Linked DNA regions of Mus musculus: region 2 is linked to region 1. The links are chromatin loops, found by intact Hi-C in ENCODE. Cell type or tissue: left cerebral cortex. All regions are shown on one strand. Each heading gives the region's core, and the rest is flanking DNA. Links, peaks and the distances in the headings are about the cores only. Region 1 overlaps Akt3 (thymoma viral proto-oncogene 3). Region 2 has its middle 22 kb from the start of Zbtb18.

Region 1 (2,924 bases), core at 267-2,766:
GGAGTGACTAATTGATTTTATTCATTTCTAGTTGCCAGGTAATCTGAGATAAAATGTTTGATTTTATAAAAATTTCTTAGGGTTGTAATTTTTTCTTTTTCTCTTCCTTCTTTTGAGAGAGGGTGTTACTGTGCAGCCCTGGCTGACTTGGAACTTGCTTTGTAGACCACATTGGTCTTGTATTCATAGAGATAAACATGTCTGCCTCCTAAGCGCTGACATTAAAGACATGCATCACCACATCCGTCTGTAGACCTAGTTTCTTAAGGAACAGTTTTGAGATTTGTATTAAAGTCAGTAGTTGAGTCAACAAGAGAGACTCCAGGATAAAGAAATTAAAATTCTCCTAACTTTTGCTTTAACAAAAGAATACTTACTAGTTTCTTAAAATGCTTTCATAATGTATTCTTTTAAGGATTTTAATATTGTTTTCCAAAGTAGATGAAATATCTTTAAGCTAACTGATACCTCTTCCTAGGTAGCATTTAGTTTTTAATTGTGTATCAGGCAGAGCTGTATGCTTAGCATGAAAAATTGTATTTAAGTGGTTACGTTGAATCAGAGTATTTTTCCTTTGGTTGTCCTATATTTTATAGGTTCATCCAAATGTGGTGTTTATGTCAGAAGTTCACTTTTAGGGCAGAATGGTGGTATGTACATGTACTGTTTGTTGTTGTTATTCATTCATTCATTCATTCATTCATTCATGTCTTAGATTTACATGAAAAGTTATTTATTTAGCTTGAATATTTGAAGTTTCTTTTTTCAAGTAGAGAGTTCTATGACAGTCTTTACTTTGTTAATCCCACACAAGCTGTCATTCCTTTACCTTTGTGTTTGCACTGCATGACTAAGATGCATGTTAGCGTGTCCTGTATTTGGGAGATAATATCCTATTCCTTAGCTTCTTTAAGATGTTCTTTGTTTTTTTTTAAACTTGAAGTGTGTTTGTGTTTCTTTTCCTTTTTCCTCTCTTTCCCTTTTCATTTCATTTAGGTTTCGTGTTTGTTAGTGATATTTATACATGTCTTTCATTGATCCAGGAAATTCTTTGCTACTAACACTTCTGATGTATTCTTTCTGATATTGTATAACGAGGCAATTAAAAACTTGGGAAAAAATCTTTTGTGTATATACTTTACAATTTATGACTTAATGTTGTTGTTGATGATATTTTTATGCTTCTTTAGTTTTTCTCTTTTTTCTGGTTGTTTGATGTGGTACTAGAGTTCTCTGTCAATTCTTTACATGTGTTTTTGAGTTCTCAATTGTTGTTGTCTTTCATATTGCTTACTTATTTGATTTGTGTGTTTTGGGGGACACAGTTTACATGAGCAATTCAGAGGACAAATTTTGGTTAGTAAGAGGATCTGTTCTCTCCTGCCACCTTGTGGGTCCTAAGGATCAGACTCAGGTTTTCAGCCCTGTTCCAAAGTGCCTGTACCTGCTGAGCTGTGTTGTCAGACCTCATGTTATTTACAGTTTTCTCTTTTACTGATGAAAACTCCAAGTTAGATCTTTAGCTTCATTAACATAAGATAAGCACACTCATGTTTAGCTTATACTCTGTCTGATGACTGTGACCCTCTGAAATCTTTGAAAGTGCACTGTTTTCATGGTTTGTTATTTCTGTTTCTCATCTTGCTTCTGGGGTCCTGGCTCCTAAGGTACCAGTTTTAAATGCTGCTGATTCTTGTTACTCATTTATCAGTGTTGTAAAAACTCCACATGCATGCTGAAGCATTGCTTCTAGAAGGAATTTCAGGGGACAGGTTCCTTCAGATTTCTTTTTATGTTTTTGTCAGTTGATCATATATAACATTACTACCTGTTTGTTTCCTTTTAAAGACTCCTTATTTAGTAAGTATTATTTTCATGACATTGAATTTATAGCCACCAATACTTTAAAGTCATGACTGAATGAAGCTTTTTTTAAACATGTATTTTATAACAGCTTTCTTGCACAGAGAAACATTTTTATTACTTAAACTTGTATTTGTGGGGACTCTTTTAGACAATTAAGTCACTGAGAGAAAGCAAAACTGTGAAGAGTGTGGCACTAACCATACTTCACAACAGCATTGGTTATAGTAAATAAATGAAAGCAAGCCTGAGTGATACCTTATCCATCCACATCTGGGAATACAGGGGTTATTATGCTTTCAGAGTATTTGCTTTTTTACATGTAAAAGATGACTCTTAGAACAGCTAGAATGTTACTGAATTTTGGATTATAAAACGTTTTAATGTGTTGATGACTTTGCAAATGCAGAATCCTGGAAAGAAGACTGGCTCTGTGTGCTAGGCATGGTAATAGAAAACCATATGTAGATTTATATGCTTTGAGTTAGGTTACCTCCCCCTTCTCTCCACACTTGGAAAGAAGCTTGATTTTATATCTTTATTATAACTTGAAGGCATTAAAATTCTGGAAACAGAAGCTGAGGGGGTTGGGTAGATTGGGCAGGCATGAGGACTTGAGTTCTATTCTCAAAACTCACATAAAATGCTGTGTGTGATGGTGTTCCCTTGCAATCCAAATGCTGGGTTAGCACACATGGGAATATCTCTGGATCTTGCTTTATTTATGAGCTTCAGGCCAACGAGAGTCCCTTTCTCTCATTGTGTAGGTGGATAGTGTTCCTTAGAATGATTTTCAGGGGTGTTCTCTAACCCTCATATCACATTTGCACATTGACACAGAAACACACACAAACACACACACACACACACACACACACACACACACACAATCCTAGAAGTACTAAAATCCAAGCTCAAGGGTTGATGTCTTTGCTAACTTAAATGATGTGAAATTTATGCTACAAAATCTTGTTTATTTTTTGTTTATTTTTAGCGCCAATAAAATACATTTGTAATACTTGTGTGGGAGTTGGTTTGTCAGAATCATCTTACCTAGCATT
Region 2 (2,924 bases), core at 130-2,629, 230 kb before region 1:
GTATTTTGTTATAGCATCAAAAACTGAATAATAGAATGTAAAAGGACTCAGCCCACATTTTCCCTTGCTGGTGGCCAAGCAATCTCAAGTAGAACATTACCTTACTGAAGTGGGTGCCCACCTCGAACTATGAGGGACAGTCCTGGCACCTTTAAAATATTTCATCAATGTTCAACAACACACCTAACTCCTAAGCATTTGGCTCAGAGTTCCTGTGAATATCTGAACACTCAGAAAAAGAAGAACTCACACAATATGTTCACTAATATATATATAAATACATAAATATATATTCACTAATAAGTGAATAGTAGCCCAGAAACTTAGAATACCCAAGATATAAGATACAATTTTCAAAACACATGAAACTCAAGTAGAACGAAGACCAAAGTGTGGACACTTTGCCCCTTCTTAGAATTGGGAACAAAACACCCATGGAAGGAGTTACAGAGACAAAGTTTGGAGCTGAGACAAAAGGATGGACCATCTAGAGACTGCCATATCCGGGGATCCATCCCATAATCAGCTTCCAAATGCTGACACCATTGGATACACTAGCAAGATTTTGCTGAAAGGACCCAGATATAGCTGTCTCTTGTGAGACTATGCCGGGGCCTAGCAAACACAGAAGTGGATGCTCACAGTCAGCTATTGGATGGATCACAAGGCCCCCAATGGAGGAGCTAGAGAAAATACCCAAGGAGCTGGGGGGATCTGCAACCCTATAGGTGGAACAACAATATGAACTAACCAGTACCCCGGAGCTCTTGTCTCTAGCTGCATATGTATCAGAAGATGGCCTAGTCGGCCATCAGTGGAAAGAGAGGCCCATTGATTGTGCAAACTTTATATGCCTCAGTACAGGGGAATGCCAGGGCCAAGAAGTGGGAGTGGGTGGGAGGGTATGGGGGACTTTTGGGATAGCATTGGAAATGTAAATGAAATAAATACCTAACTTTAAAAAAGAAAGAAAGAAATATTGAATAGTTGCCAGTAGACAATTAACAATCAAGAAATGGTATCCAACATCCGGGATTCTTACTTAACACAATTGGAAGAATTAATGCAATTCTTGATCAACAAAAACCCAAAACATAGATCATATTTAGTTAGGGACAATCTGGTCTATAGACAAAAAAAAAAAAAAAAAGTTTTCAAAGAAGAGACTTTCACACCAAAGGTTGGGTAGCCGTTAGGAGGCTACCAGATGCAAACCAGAATCATCATGTCTTAAACCTCTTTCTTACAGCTAGTGCTCTGCAATCGGCAGGTGGGGGTGCTACTTGAGATTAGTGCTCTATGGTGGCTTTTTTTATTTGGCCTTCTGTCTTTCCACAATACAGGCTTCCATCTACTGAGTCTTTGGATACAAATCAGTTAAGCCAGAATGAATAGAGCCTTTTGGTCTAGTTTGCTTTATCTTAATAGCAAGAATGGAGCATGCTTTTTTTCCCTTCAGGAGTTTATAAATAGTCCATATAAAACCACCCACTACCTTTTCATACACACTCGGCTCGTTATTGAAAAATTATACTCCCTCGCACCTCCAGGCCTTGCTGCGGCTAAAAGTAAGTTTTTTTGCACTTCAATATTCATGGCAGGAAAAAAAATCAGCAAGTACTAATGTTCATACCCCAAGGGGGCAGCCTCCACACAGATGAAAATATGACCAGGCAAGCACCAAGTTTTTGCTGCATGGCACCAGGCCCAGAGGAGAAAGTCAAAGCCGAAAGATCCATCCTAAGAAGTTAAAAAAAAAAAAAAGTCCTCCCCCATATCCCAATCAGCAGTAGCTAACGGCTAAAGAGTTCACAGAAACCCCAACATTGTCTCAGGCCTCAGGAGATTAACAGTGCAGCAACCACATGTGCTCCGTGCTTGATCCCCAGTTACTTAATAATATGTATCATCGACTCTGCTGTCAGATGTCCTGGGAGCAAGAAAAACAAGTTATTTTGGGTTGTCTGGTCAAACAGTATTGACTCTTTCATGACAGTGTAATCTAAGGAGCCCCAAACACCAAGACACCAGGGCTTGCAGGACCAAGACACCTTGTAAGGGAAGCTCTGTTACCAGGGACTTGAAAGAGGGCTGATGTGCAGCTACCTCGGGTCTATTAGGAGTATGGAAGAAAGCAGCAGAGGCATGCATCCAGAGGATGGGGTCAGAGGATGTTACACTCAGAGGATCCTTCATCCAGTGGTTCTGGCTGGAGGTTTGATAAGGGGACAGAACAGGTAGGATTCATCTGAAGACGAATTTTCTTAAGGAAAAAGATTGAGGTTGAGAGACAGTAGCAATTCTGTTGACAGACAGAAGGGCTCGGCTCCCAACTTGATCCCTGGTGTTTCCTAACTGCTTGCAGAGAGCCGTGAGATTGCAGCTCCCTGTTCTCATCAAACCGAAGTGCAGCAAGTCAGCAGTGACTCTCGGGGGCGGGGTGGGGGTGCGTGTTGCAGAACACCTTTCTGGTGTGTTATGCTGGAGGAAGCCTGACACAAGAACCGCCTGGTGAACTTGCAGGCATGGGACGACTCCTCCGCTTATTCCACTGTTCAGCGAGGCTCTCTTGAGCTCCTTCTCCAGTGTTCTATGCCTTGCCAGGTACCAGGGACACCAGGACACACACCACACTGTCCCGAGGAGGTTACATTCCTGTCATTTGTAAATAATAAAAATGCCAGCCGATCCCTCCGTTGGAGTATAATTCCTTGAGCTTACTAGAATAGAAAGGGTAGGAACTGAGTCACTGTGGATCAGTGATTCTCATTGCAGTGTGACAGTATTGCTCACGGAACTTTGTCCTTGGAGGAGTTCTGTGAGCCTCGTAGGTAGAAAGGGAGGTGAGGTACCTCTACCCCTTCAGCTGTCTCCTCCCTCACCTAGGTAGCTAAAGACAAGATCAGCTTTGCTGGTGGAGTAAA

What was found. Peaks named below come from ENCODE experiments on the same cell type or tissue, not always from the same donor. Only the 100,000 strongest peaks of a DNase experiment are listed, where the experiment ranks them.
Region 2: a loop joins it to region 1, with 4 times the contacts of the local background. A loop is called at or near these places in 2 of 42 quality-filtered maps.

Annotation. Positions count from the first base shown.
Region 1 is chr1:177,193,906-177,196,829 of GRCm38, reverse strand. All of the region lies in intron 1 of Akt3 (thymoma viral proto-oncogene 3), which reads left to right. Among named protein-coding and RNA genes, the nearest start is that of Akt3, 53 kb to the left of the region's middle. In left cerebral cortex, for the core only: a CTCF peak has its summit at 1,411 (motif pointing left); DNase peaks (open chromatin) are centred at 1,405 and 2,458; H3K27ac peaks cover 307 bases.
Region 2 is chr1:177,419,055-177,421,978 of GRCm38, reverse strand. No RefSeq gene overlaps it. Among named protein-coding and RNA genes, the nearest start is that of Zbtb18, 22 kb to the left of the region's middle. In left cerebral cortex, for the core only: a CTCF peak has its summit at 1,629 (motif pointing right); a DNase peak (open chromatin) is centred at 1,621.